Regions from separate parts of the Homo sapiens genome. Here regions 2 and 3 are each linked to region 1. The links are chromatin loops, found by intact Hi-C in ENCODE. Cell type or tissue: endothelial cell of umbilical vein. All regions are shown on one strand. Each heading gives the region's core, and the rest is flanking DNA. Links, peaks and the distances in the headings are about the cores only.

The links. Peaks named below come from ENCODE experiments on the same cell type or tissue, not always from the same donor. Only the 100,000 strongest peaks of a DNase experiment are listed, where the experiment ranks them.
Region 2: a loop joins it to region 1, with 3 times the contacts of the local background. A loop is called at or near these places in 25 of 110 quality-filtered maps.
Region 3: a loop joins it to region 1, with 11 times the contacts of the local background. A loop is called at or near these places in 4 of 110 quality-filtered maps.

Annotation. Positions count from the first base shown.
Region 1 is chr14:31,353,299-31,357,944 of GRCh38, forward strand. All of the region lies in intron 16 of HEATR5A (HEAT repeat containing 5A), which reads right to left. Among named protein-coding and RNA genes, the nearest start is that of HEATR5A, 65 kb to the right of the region's middle. In endothelial cell of umbilical vein, for the core only: a CTCF peak has its summit at 2,881 (motif pointing left); a DNase peak (open chromatin) is centred at 2,863; H3K27ac peaks cover 1,191 bases.
Region 2 is chr14:31,164,916-31,169,561 of GRCh38, forward strand. HECTD1 (HECT domain E3 ubiquitin protein ligase 1) reads right to left here. Exons shown (of 43, transcript NM_015382.4): 9 at 4,439-4,553; 10 at 3,383-3,557. Among named protein-coding and RNA genes, the nearest start is that of HECTD1, 41 kb to the right of the region's middle. RefSeq lists a silencer at 888-1,182. In endothelial cell of umbilical vein, for the core only: no CTCF peak of the experiment used is centred there; no DNase peak of the experiment used is centred there.
Region 3 is chr14:31,268,234-31,272,879 of GRCh38, forward strand. No RefSeq gene overlaps it. Among named protein-coding and RNA genes, the nearest start is that of HECTD1, 63 kb to the left of the region's middle. RefSeq lists enhancers at 1,950-2,244, 2,040-2,089. In endothelial cell of umbilical vein, for the core only: a CTCF peak has its summit at 2,132 (motif pointing right); no DNase peak of the experiment used is centred there; H3K27ac peaks cover 496 bases.

The DNA.
Region 1 (4,646 bases), core at 412-4,411:
TATTATATGGTTTTACTATAATAGTATTACTGAATAGCTACTAGTATTGTATATTCTGGCAACATAATTTATTTAACCAACTTCCTAGTTTGGGACATTTAGGCTATTTCTAATTTTTCTTATTACAAATAACATGCTAAGTATCTTGCATATGAAAATTTTTCTGGTGGCTCACGCCTGTAATTCTAGCACTTTGGGCGGCAGAGGCAGGAGGATCGCTTGAGCCCATGAGTTCGAGACCAGCCTAGGCAACATAGTGAGACCTTATCTCCACTAAAAAGAAAAAAAATTAGCCAGTGTATTGGTGCCTGACTGTAGACCCAGCTACTTAGGAAGCTGAGGCAGGACGATTGCTTGAGCTTGGGAGACTGAAGCTGCAGTGAGGCAAAATAGCACCACTGCATTCCAGCCTGGATGACAGAATGAGACGCTGCCTCAAAAAAAAATCACAAAAACAAACAAGAAAAGTTTTCTGCCCATTGTTTAAGTCCATATTTAAGGCATTTTTTGTTTTTTTTTGAGATGGAGTCTCGCTCTGTCGCCCAGGCTGGAGTGCAGTGGCGTGATCTCAACTCACTGCAAGCTCTGCCTCCCAGGTTCATGCCATTCTTGTGTCTCAGCCTCCTGAGTAGCTGGGACTACAGGCGCCCACACTACACCTGGCTAATTTTTTTTTATTTTTAGTAGAGACGGGGTTTCACCGTGTTAACCAGGATGGTCTTGATCTCTTGGCCTCGTGATCCGCCCGCCTCGGCTTCCCAAAGTGCTGGGATTACAGGAGTGAGCCACTGCGCCTGGCCGGCATTTTTTTTTTTTTAAGAACATATTTATGTCCAAAGCAACCTACAGGAAGATTACGGAGGGTAAATGTGACAACAATGGGGAATTAAGAATAACTGTATGATCAAGCTCCCAAGTTTAAAAACCTATAACGTCATTATTAGATCATATCCTACATCTGTTATCATGAAATTGTATCGCACTGGAAGTTATAAAAATACGTAAGGTTAGAGATTAAGAATTTGTTGCACTGTACTATAAGTTGACCTATACAATTATTTCTTGACCACATTCATGGACCAAAGACTACAAAACAGGATTGTCAGAGCTCAAAATCTTTTTCTTCATCTTCTGCCCCCCAATCCTGAAAGAGATTGAATACACTATTAACTAATCAAGGATTCAAGATATATGACACCAATTCCTATAGAGATCTCAACAAAAGATTCTGATCTTCAGGAAGATGGAGATGAGTTATTTTTAGTAATACTGAATTAGTACTCATAAGTAGTATCAATTATAACATATAATTATCAGTTTGGAATGAAATGATAGGTACTAAAAGTTTTGAGTCTAGATGGAATAAAAGTGCAGTTAACTGAATAAAGGGTGAAGATGTAACATTTGAAAATGTTGATTTATTTTACATTATACATTTTACATTATAAACCCTTTAGACAGGGGGTACACACAGTATACACAAAACAGTAACCACAAACAAAAACAAAATAATACTTTTTAGAGGGTATATAATGGCAAAATTTTTTACTACTGAGAATTATAACTGTTTAAGCTTTTCCTCTCTGTCCATCCATTCCCAAGTGACATCATTTGTTGAAGCAGTCCATTTATCACAATCACCTAAGGAGTTTAAAAACTTTCAGTGCCCACCACCATAGTATGCATACCATACTAATCAGGATCTTCAGTATCTTAAAAATTTGCCTGGATAATTCCAATGTGCAAGTCAGGGGTGGAACAATCCTCAGGTGAATTAATCAACTCATTCTTTGCAATTAGATGAAAATCTATTTAAAAGCAACCACAAACGCAGGCCAGGAGCAGTAGCTTACACCTGTAATCCCAGGACTTTGGGAGGCTGACGGGGGCAGATCACCTGAGGTCAGGAGTTCAAGAACAGCCTGGCCAACATGGCGAAAGCCCATCTCTACTAAAAATATAAAAATTAGCCAGGCATGGTGGCGTGTGCTGTAGTCCCAGCTACTCGGGAGGCCGAGGCAGGAGAATCACTTGAACCTGGGAGGCGGAGGTTGCAGTGAGCCGAGATGGTGCCACTGCACTCCAGCCTGGTTGACAGAGCAAAACTCTGTCTCAAAACAAAACAAAACAAAAAATAAAGTAACCACACACAGGCTGGGCATAGTGGCTCATGCCTATAATCTCAGCACTTTGGGAGGCCGAGGAGGGCGGATCACCTGAGGTCAGGAGATTGAGACCAGCTTGGCCAACATTATGAAACCCCATCTCCACTAAAAGATGCAAAAATTAGCCAGGCATGGGGGTGCATGCCTGTAATCCCAGCTACTTGGGAGGCTGAGGCAGGAGAATCACTTGAAACCCAGGAGGCGGATGTTGCAGTGAGCCACCGCACTCCAGCCTGGGCTGTCTCAAAGAAAAAAAAAGTAACCACAAACAATACATGATTGAGATCAATATTATTTCTTTTCTGTATAAAATATCTTGACTTTCCAACCGGTAAACATTTTTACGTTAGAACCCTACAGTCAGAATAGAGAGAATCAACTAATTTAAAAGACAATTACATATGCATTAATAAATTGTGCATTAATTTATATTACGTAAGTATTATTTCCAACCTTAGGACAACCACATGTTACACAACTGTTTAAACATAAGGCTAACCACAATAACAACAAAATGGCTTGAAATATTCGGTTGCTGTTTAAATTTAGATACTTTAATTAAGACCTTTCTTCTCTAGAACTCAAATGTAAGGCCAAAAAGCAAACAGCCTGATATTTTACATAAATATCATATCTGGCATAACAGGAAATTAGAAACTTAACTTCCCTATTCATGTAGTTTCTATCTTCTGGTTCTGTAACGACACCTACTGGAGACTGTGGATAACTGCTTATAACCCACTTTCTGTATCTGGGATCTTGCCAGGCCACTTCTTTATAAATATATTTTTGAGACAGTGTCTTGCTCTGTTGCTAAGGCTGGAGTGCAGTGGCGAGATCTTGGCTCACTGCAACCTCTAACTCCCAGTATCAAGCGAACCTCCCACCTCAGCCTCCTCAGTAGCTGGGACTACAGTTGCACACCACCATGCACAGCTAATTTTTTTATTTTTGTAGAGAAGGAGTTTTGCATGTTGCCTAGGCTGCTCTTGAACTGTTGGGCTCAAGCAATTTGCCTGCCTTGGCCTCCCAAAGTGCTTGGTTACAGGTGTAAACTACTGTGCCTGGTCACCTACTATTTTTTTTCCAAAATAGTTAGAATCCTGTTTGTTCCAAATTTGTTAGAATCCAAACAGAATGATAGGGTTTGCTTTTATCTGTTCTCAATGTTTTTATCAAAACAAACAAAATCTCCCCTTCCTTGAATATTCATTATTATTATTATAACTTAGGTGGGGATACAAAAACTATGAGCACATTAAAAAATTCATTAAACTTAGTAAGAAAGGATCTTCCTGAAACTGCAATTGGGCAATAAATCCGAAAAGAAAACTTCTCTAGAATAGTAAAATCACTTTTTTAAGAGGAAAGGCTGTAAAAAGTATATTTTCTTTTTTGCTTTTCCACCTTAGACCCATCAAAGATAGTGGAACCATTTAAGAACAGGCTTAATTTAAATCCTTTGCTTAAAAGGCCAGCCCTGTTTCATCCACAGTAGTTATTGGTATATTAATCCAAATTAATTATTCTAAAGTAATTATATGCTCTATAAAAAGGCAGTTACAGACTAGTTCAAATTTCATCCTCTCCATGAATCTTTCTTTGAATATTCCAAACCACTGTAATTTTCCTCTTCATTCATTAACAATTCAGTCATATATTCTCTTATCACCATAACCTTATAGTTACAGTATTACAGGAAATGCTACAAATACATTTGGAAAAAACACTATCTTTTGAAACTGAAGCTAGTAAAAATCAATATAAATTTCATTCACTTTTCTATGCAATGAAAGCACATCATCCCAAGACCTGTTTCAGAGAGGTGTTGGTGATGAAATTAAAATATTTTTCTAAGTCTTCACCAAAGAGATAAAGGTAAATTGTCTAACTGGTATCCTCTGGAAGATATAACTGGATAAGAAGATATAATAAAAGCTATGATCTAGTCAAATGCATGGTTGTTGGTCGAGAGAGAGGAAATGAATGAATGAATCAGTGCGGATGACAGTGATTTGTAAACTATTATTAGCCACAATAGCCTATGAGAGAGATTCACTTCCCATTTCGTTTTTCAGATAGTAACAAGAATTTCCTGGATAGTGGATTTTGATGCCTGAGAAATGTATATGTCCAGTTACTAATTAAGAAACTATCATTCTCAATGAGAAATCATTATCACCCTTTGGTTTTTCAAAACCAAAGTCCATTTTTTGGGGAGGACATCTTGTATTTATTAATTTTTCACATACAATAGCATAAGATGGAAATCCCTACATAGTATGAGGTATACAACATGATGTTTTTAACGAGGCTTTGCTCATATATACATTGTGAAATAGATTACCACAATCAAGTTAATTAAATATCTATTATCTTTGTGTGTGTATGTGTGTGTGTTCTAAAGCAGGGGGGCCCCAACCAGTGGGCCACGGACTGGTACTGGTCCACGGCCTGTTAGGAATTGGGCCGCACAGCAGG
Region 2 (4,646 bases), core at 397-4,396, 190 kb before region 1:
GATGGTCCTCTAAAATTTTCAGACCAAATTATCTTGTTCAAAACTGAACTTGCTCATTTAAGATGATTCAAGTCTTGTGTAATTAAAAAAAAAAAAAAAAGTGACCCCACTAACACCTACACCTCTGTAGCTATTTGGGGAAGAATTAAAAACCAAGCTATTAAATGTTCACAGTGAATTATTTTGCGGCCAGTTCTCTCCTATTTAAAGCAGACTGCTTGTATTTTAATGTCAGCTCATAATACTGGTATTTGAGGTACTTGAATCTTATAAAACTGCCTGCTCTACAGACCTCCTGAACTGAAAACGACCAAAATCAGATTCCTACTCAGCCAAAAACCTGCAGTCATCTTTCACCCTTTCTTCCTTCAATCCACCATCTAACTGGTCACCAATCCCTATACAACCCATCTGCCAAACTCTTAAATTTGTTCTCACTAATCCAGTTGCCCTGAAGTTCCTATCTCAATCAACACTTGTCTGTTTCTATTCTCTCCTTCCTCCAGTTCTTCTCTCTGCCAGGGTGTCAAAGTGATCTTGATCAACAGAAATCCAGATGTGTCAAATTTTCCTTACAGGTCTTTAATAATCCTTCTTAAATGTGAGGTAGAGTCCACGCTCTTTCACATGGCCTACAAAAGCCATCATAGGTTATAAAAAGCTCCTCTCTACTTTCTTAACATTATTCTCGGAGCTTTCCAAATGTATCCTGTACTCCATTAATATTGAAATACTTGCAACTGCTAACAAAACACACTCATTCAATCATTCAGTAAATATCTACTGAGGACCTAAGGATCAGGCCCTATTCTGTATCTCCTTGCCTTTGTAGGAATATAGCAGTACATAAGACCAGCTCTCGTGGTGCTTACTTTAAAGAGACAAGACAATAAAACAAACAAAACCCCCCAAAAACCAGTATTTCAGAGAGTGAAACCTTTTTTTTTTTAGATGGAGTCTTGCTCTGTTGCCTAGGCTGGAATGCAGTGGCGCAATCTTGGCTCACTGCAACCTCCGCCTCATGGGTTCAAGCAATTCTCCTGACTCACCCTCCCGAGTAGCTGGGACTACAGCCAAGTGCTACCATACCCAGCTAATTTTTTTATTTTTCATAGAGACAGGGTTTCGCCACGTTAGCCAGGCTGGTCTCAAACTCCTGGCCTCAAGTGATCCACCTGCCTCGGCCTCCCAAAGTGCTGGGATAACAGGCGTGAGCCACCGCACCCAGCCAAGATAGCATAAGCTTTGTAAAGTCAGTAAAACATTATTGATATAAAAAGTGTAACGGGGTAAATTTAAATCAGGGAGACAGACTTCAATGGATGTAACATTTGAACTGAGAGGTGAATGGTATGAAGCAAACACCCATTCAGAAGATCTAGGGACAGAAAGTTTCAAGCAGATGACAAACAAGTACAAAAGCCCTAAGGCAAGGATGTACTTGGAGGGTTCCACAACAGAAAGAAGGCTAGCGTAAGTGTAATGGGCCAAATGTTAGGTAGTACTCTGTTGGAGAGCTGGGTTGGGATTATGTAAGAACTTGCAAGCCTAAGGGTTAAGGAGCTGAGTTTTTGTTAAAGCCAATTAGAAGCTATGAAGGGTTCAAACTAGGCAGTCGTGTGATATAATTACGATTTAAAGATATAATTCTCAAGCCAAGTGCGGTAGCTCATGCCTGTAATTCCAGCACTTCAGGAAGCTGAGGCCAGAGGATTGCTTGAGCCCTGGAGTTAAAGACCAGCCTGGGCAAGATGGCCAGACCTCATCTCCACAAAAAAATGAAAACATTAGCTGGTGTGGTAGTGCATGCCTGTAGTCCTAGATACTCAGCAGGCTGAGGTGGGAGGATTCCTTGAGCCCAGGAGTTCAAGTATGCAGTAAGCTGTGATTGTGCCACTGCACTCCAGCCTGGACAAGAGAGCAAGACTTTGTCTCTAAAAAAAATTTTTAAAAAAATGTATATAATTCTCAGGACAGGTGCATGCAGAAGCTCACACTTACAATCCCAACACTTTGGGAGGCCAAAGCAGAAAAATCCCTTGAGGCTAAGAGTTCAAGACCAGCCTGGGCAACAGAGCAACACCATGTCTCTACAAAAAATTTAAGAATTAGCCAGGCAAGGCGGTATACATCTGTAGTCCTAGCTACTTGAGAGGCTGAGGTGGGGGATCGCTGGAGCCCAGGAGTTCAAGGTTACAGTGAGCTATGATTGTGCCACTACACTCCAACTTGGGTGACAGAGCAAGACCTGTCTCTAAAAATAAATATGGTCAGGTGTAGTGGCCCATGTCTGTAATCCCAGCACTTGGGAGGCTGAGGTGGGCGATCACTTGAGCCCAGGAGTTTGAGACCAGCCTGGGCAACGTGGTGCATCCCCATCTACACTAAAAGTACAATCTGGTCATGGTGGCATACTTGTAGTCTCAGCTATTCGGGAGGCTAAGGTGGGAGAATCACTGGAGCCCAGGAAGTCAAGGCTGCAGTGATCCAGCCACTGCACTCCAGCCCAGGTGACAGCGATACCCTGTCTCAAAAATTAGTTAATTAAAAATATATATACACGCACACATCTACATATATAATTCAGCCTAATATGTACAAACATTGTAAAGGAGCAAGAGAGAAAAAGCAGAATGATTAACTAAGGAGGCTACTGCAGTGGTCAAACCCTTTGGTAGTTTGGATCAGAGTACTGACTAGCAAAAGATGAAAAGAAATAGCAAGCTATGGATACACTGTAGAGGGAGAGCCACAAGGAGTTCCTGATGGATGGATTCATACCTTCATGCATTTGCACATACTGTTCTTCACTCATGCTTCCAAATCTGTCTGCCTAGAAAACTCCTAAGTATCCTTTAAACCACAATTTAAATCTCACCTCTGCATAAAACTGTCTCCAATCTGCCCAGCCCAATTAGTTGTTAAATTATCTATATTCCCAGAGAACCCTGAATATGTGCCTAATCTACCATTTACCACTCTATGTTTTACCCACATACATCCTTACTAGCCCGCAAGGGGAAGAGTAAGCAAGAGCCAAATCTCATTTATCTGTATAACTCCTCCAGTGGCCATCTCATACCGTCCCTACCAACAGGCTTCTAAAAAGCTCAATAAGTGGTTGCAATACTTATCAAACAGAGATTTAATATTCAGAGAGCTACCTAAAATTTGTTAAGAATCTAGTAATCTTTTCTAAAACTTCTCTTCGTTCAGATCGTCAGAAGAAAAGATAGGGCTTTCCCACTTCTCATCTAAATTTTATTCTTACCACACCTTTTTAACATTAAAATAAACCTCAAATACTTCTGGAAAAGGGAGATAAATAAAACCATATAATTGGTGTAATTTGACTAACACATCAAATAGTATGAATAACTACCTTATTGAAGGCAGCATAGTTTGCTGAAATGTTTGTGCAAACACTGGCAATAACCTTTTCAAGTATATGGGTGCCATTTCCGGATCTCCTTTGGGCTCATTACATTCTTCTTCATCTTTGTTTGTATCTTTCTTTTTCTTATCATCTCCTTTATTAACTGGACACATCCAATCACCTACAGACAAATATTTTTTAAAGAAATACTTTTTTGGAAACTTTTGCTTTCAAGGAAAAAAACCTTAAGATATATCCAACTTCAAATAATAATTATCTCTAATTAACAAATACACTGAAATTAGAACATTGTTTCAATGATGCTTATAAGAATACTAAAGAGCACTAGTAACTTCAATGTGCTCAATAACAAATTAAGAAGATAATTTTGGATACTCCACTTCGTTCCAAAAATTATTTCACAGAGCTTCTGGATTCATCAACCCTCTGAAAACTTAAAACTTTGGTCAGCCGGGAGCAGTGGCTCACGCCTGTAATCCCAGCACTTTGGGAGGCCGAGACGGGCGGATCACGAGGTCAGGAGATCGAGACCATCCTGGCTAACACGGTGAAACCCCGTCTCTACTAAAAATACAAAAAAAATTAGCTGGGCACGGTGGCGGGTGCCTGTAGTCCCAGCTACTAGGGAGGCTGAGGCAGAAGAATGACGTAAACCCGGGAGGCGGAGCTTGCAGTGAGCCGAGATAGCGCCATTGCACTCCAGCCTGGGCGACAGAGCAAGATTCCACCTCAAAAAAAAAAAAAAATTTTTTTTGGTCAAACTACCTATCTAAACAATACCAAAGTATTCTTTATCTGACATTCCCATATTCCTTGAACTTTAGATTTTGGTTATTCTGGAATCAGGCAGTCACAATCTCAAAGAACATAGAAAATTAAGCTGTTAAACAGGTTTATTAAATATAAGGATATACATATATAATTATTTGACTTCATAGGAATAGTTCATTTATATAAGGTTAATGTGTCTACAGAAAGCTATGGAAGTGAAAGCTGAAAAATAACAGTAGATGGCTTCAAAAGAAAGAATGTAGCTCTCACCTGGAGACTGAAGAATAGCTACCACTTCACTATGGCCCCTTTCTCGAGCTTTATCTAATGGAGTTTTCCCATCTTCATCTCTCAGATCTGGATTTGCACCATGCCGTAACAGAGTCTAGAGAAGAAAAGCATTTAATTTGAATATAACAATACTTTATTTCTTTGACATCCAACTATGTAAACTAAAGATTTTCCAGAATTACTTAAT
Region 3 (4,646 bases), core at 397-4,396, 85 kb before region 1:
TTTTGACAAGCTTTTCAGATGTTTCTCCCACACTACATTTGAACAGCTATTGACGGGGAAGAGCTCTCTATTTTTGAGATCATAAGAGTCACATTGGGCCCTTGTTAACAATAAGAGTTTCATGCCTCTTCTCTGAAGATTCCAATTTAGTAGTTCTGGAGTGAGCCCTAAGGGTCTGGAATTTATAATAAGTATCTCCAGATGGTTCTTACAATCAGGAATGTTTGGTAAACAGCGCCTTAAGGTCATTTTAATTAAGACTTCTTTGTCAAGCTTAATTTAGATAGATAACCACAATCCGTAGTATTGGAAGAGTGAGTCTCTGTAGTTGGAATTCCAAGTGTTTTCAAATACACTATTTCATTTAATCCTCATTATTCAAATATGAAGTAGGAAGAACATTTTGTAGGTGAGGAAATTTAAACCCCAGATAAGAAGGTGGCTTTCCTAAGATCACACAGTGGAATGCATCGCCATACCATGATCAATAGGCAGAGACAAAAAGTAACACAAAATCTCTTGTGTTTTGGGATTTGGAATAGCATTACTAAGTAAGATGACTAAAAAGATAGGATGTCAGTCTGTTGATAGGACTGATTTTTTAGCAATAAAGATTTATAATCTAATAGTAAAATTGATCTACCTAAGCAAGCCACCGTTTCCAGTACCTTTCCTTCCATCAAAGTGTACCATGTTCACATTTTTTGAGTGACAACTATGTGCCAAGTATAGCCTGCTCTCCTAACTTCTTTTCAACTGGTTCCTTTTTCAAAACTTTAGACATAAGCCAGGTGTGGTGGCTTATGCCTGCAATCCCAGCACTTTGGAAGGCCAGGGTAGATGGATCACTTAAGGTAGGGAGTTCGAGACCAGCCTGCCAACATGGTGAGACCCCGTCTCTACAAAAATTAGCTGGGCATAGTGGCACATGCTTGTAATCCCAACTACTCAGTTGGCTGAGGCAGGAGAATCACTTGAACCCGGGAGGCAGAGGTTGCAGTGAGCCAAGATAGCACTACTGCACTCCAGCCTGGATGACAGAGAGAGACTGTCTCTAAAAAAAAATAAAATAAAATTGAGATATAAATCTCCATGAGTTTCCCACAGCTGCCATAACTAAGTACCACAAACTAACTTGCTTTAGGCAACAGAAATTTATTCCCTCACAGTGCTGAAAGCTAAAAGTCCAAAATCAAGGTGTTGGCAAGACCATGCTCCTCCCCAAACCTCTAAGGGAGGATGTTTCCTTGCTTCTTCCAGCTTCTGCTAGCCCCAGACATTCCTCTGCTTATGGCAACATAACTGCAATCTCTGCTTCTTCTTCACACAGCTGTCTTCTCTCTGTGTTGTGTTTCTGTATCTTCACATTGGGGGCTCCTCTTTTTATAAGAACTCGAGTCAGATTCGATTAAGGGCCCACTCTACTCCAGTATGATTTCATCTTAACTATTTATGTCTGACTCCCCATATCCATTAGCAATCACCTCCCATGCCCCCCTTTTCCAACCCCTAGCAACCACAAATCTACTTCCTGTCTGTATGGATTTGCCTATTCACAGGCATTTCCTATAAATAGACATTTCATGTAAATAGAATCATAATAAGAAGGCTTTTCTGTTTGGCTTCTTCTGTTTTCAAAGTTCATCTACACTGTAGTGATAGCAGCAGGAGGCAGACAAATGCCTAGGCAGTTAGGGGCGGGTCCTTGGTGAAACCCCACCTTCAAGCCCAACATAGTCTGAAGGCTGAAAGATTGGACTCCTGGTTACAGATGAAACCTGCGACCCTGAGTGAGAACTTCTGTTCCTGTTTGCCCACCCTTTCCTGATTGGTTCTTTCTGAATAATGCTTTTAAACCAATCAAATGTTACCTTTTCCAATACTACCTATGGCCCTCCCCTTCCCCATCCTGTGCCTATGAAAACCCCCAGATTCAGCCACACTGGGGAGATGACCCAACCTTCCTGTCCCCTCTCTGCTGAGAGCTGTTTTGTCGCTCAATAAAATTCTCCGCCCTCATCACCCTTCAATTGTCAGCATGACCTCATTCTTCTTGGATGTGGGACAAGAATTCAGGACCCACCAAGCACAGGTACTCAGAAGGCTGTAAACATTGTGGCCCTCTTCCCTCCACCAGCAGAGGGCAGCCTCCCAATGTCACAGGAAGCAATGGTAGGGCCAAGCCAGCCCTGGAGCCAAGGGCCAGAGCTGGGCAAGGGCCTGTCCAAGCTGTTAACACACTGCTGTCCATCAGGCTGCAGATGGTGGGACTAAATGAGCTAATTAGCACGTTGTAACACTGCTTCTGGGGCTTCAGGGTTGTAGGCACCCTTGCCTGGGCACCACTGCATCCCCTTGGGATGTGGCAGGACACACCTCGTCCAGCTGCAAGCACTGCATGGAGCCCACTCCTGTGCTGAAGTTTGGAATGGCTGGTCAGATCCCATACTCACTCACACACACATCCTCTCCTGCCAGGGGCTGAGCATGTAGTCACAGCAGCAGCAGCAGGAGCCATGGGCTGGAGTGCAAGCCAGACATGGCCCGGTGGGCCAAGCAGATGGGATGTCTGCTGCTTCAAACCTGGCAAAGGGGCCAAGAAAAATCCTGCATTAGTAGCATGTATCAATGCTTCATTCATTTTTATGGCTGAGTAATATTCCACTGTTTGGATATAACACATTTTGTTAATACACTCATCAGTTGATGGACACTTGTGTTGTTTCCACTTTTTGGCTATTATAAATAATGCTGCTATAAATGTTCATGTACAAGTTTGTGTGTGAACATTTCAATTTTTTCATACCTAGGAGTGGAATTGCTGGATCATATCATAATTATGTTTAATTTCTTACCATTTAGAGACCTATTATACAGCATGGAGACTACAGTTAATGACAATATAGTGTACTAAAAAAATGCAAATAGAGTGTTCAGATGTCATGGTGCACACCTGTTGTCCCTGCTACTCAGGAGGCTGAGGTGGAAGGATTGCTTCAGCCCAGGGAGTTTGAGGCTGCAGTGAGCTATGATCATACCAGTGCACTACAGCCTGGGTAACAGAGCAAGACCTTGTCTGAAAAAAGAAAAAAGGTAAATGGAGAGGATGATAAGTGTTCTCACCACAAAAGTGATAATTATGTGAGGTAACACATTTGTTAATTAGCTAGATTTAACTATTCCACAATGTATATATACTTCAAAACATTGTGTTCTACACAATACATAAAATTTTCTCTGTTAATTAAAAAAAAATCAGCAATGTACAGAGGTTGTAATTTTTCTACATCCTCCCCAATTCTTTGTATTGTCTGTATTTTTTTTATCATAGCTATGAAAGGAAAATAAATCTTGGGGCCTCAAAATCACTAAGTTAAAGGGTAAAGTCAAGCTGGGAACTGCTTAGGGCAAACCTGCCTCCCATTCTATTCAAAATCACCTGCTCACTGAGATAAATGCATATCTGCTTGCCTCTTTGGAGAGGCCAATCAGAAACTCAAAAGAATGCAACCGTTTTTCTCTTATCTACCTATGACCTAGAAGCCCCCTCCCTGCTTCGAGTGGCCCCGCCTTTGCTTTGAGTTGTCCTCTTTTCCAGGCTGAACCAATGTTCATCTTACATATGCTGATTGATGTCTCATGTCTCCCTAAAATGATAAAACTAAACTGTGCTCTGACCACCTTGGGCACATGTCGTCCGGACCTCCTGAGGCTGTGTCATGGGTGTGTGCCCTCAACCTTGGCAAAATAAACTATCTAAATTAACTGAGGCCGGTCTCACATATGCCGGGTTCACATTTTGGTAACCACGAAGGGATTCTGAGTGGAGGTGCACCTGATCTTTGACGAAGTTCCTATCGGTGCTTGGTACCAGCATGACCTAACCTTATGGCTTAAACCAACAGGACAAATTGCTGAGGTTTGGGAGCACACCCTCCAGAGGACCCCTGATCTCCCAAAATTTGGTTGAGATCTAAAGTTTATTTTGCTGTACAACTCCCCCCAACACCTTTTTTTTTTTTTTTTTTTTGTTTTACTTGCTTCCAACAAGGAATGCAAGATTTCTTGCTGATGTTGGAAGGCAGGCTCCTTTATGGAGTTTGAGCTCGCTCCCAGCAGGGAAGACGAGTTCAAGTGTTTCCTGCTTCAAGGATGGTAGAGAGCAGTCTTCAGCCTGAGACTCATCCCTAGGTAAGTAGCTGAATTGTCTTGGCTAAAGTTTAACAACCAGCTGGTCTTAATTTCTCCTTACCATTAGAGCACTCAGTGACCAAGTCTACCTGACTTCCTCAAATCCAAGAGGGACTTCCAAAGCCTCTCTAATTTGGCTAAAATTCCTTGCAGCTACAAAAGAGGAAAAAAAAACAACCCATGTGTTTGGTTTCTGTGTTTGCTTCCTCCTTAAAAAATGAAATGTTCTTTCATTTACTTTTCTTCCGCCCTGTACCTCCTTCCCTCTTTGCCACCTGTAGTATCAGAAAATCTAGAGAAGGCTTCTAATAACTTGAACCCCTTTAAAGAATTCAGAACAAAGTCATCACTCATCCCTTTTGGGGTGTTCTGTTTTCCTTGTGGTGTTTCAAGAGTCCTGGGCAGATTCTTCTTAGGTCTAAAGCTCTGTTTTCCTGTATTACATGAGCTGACCT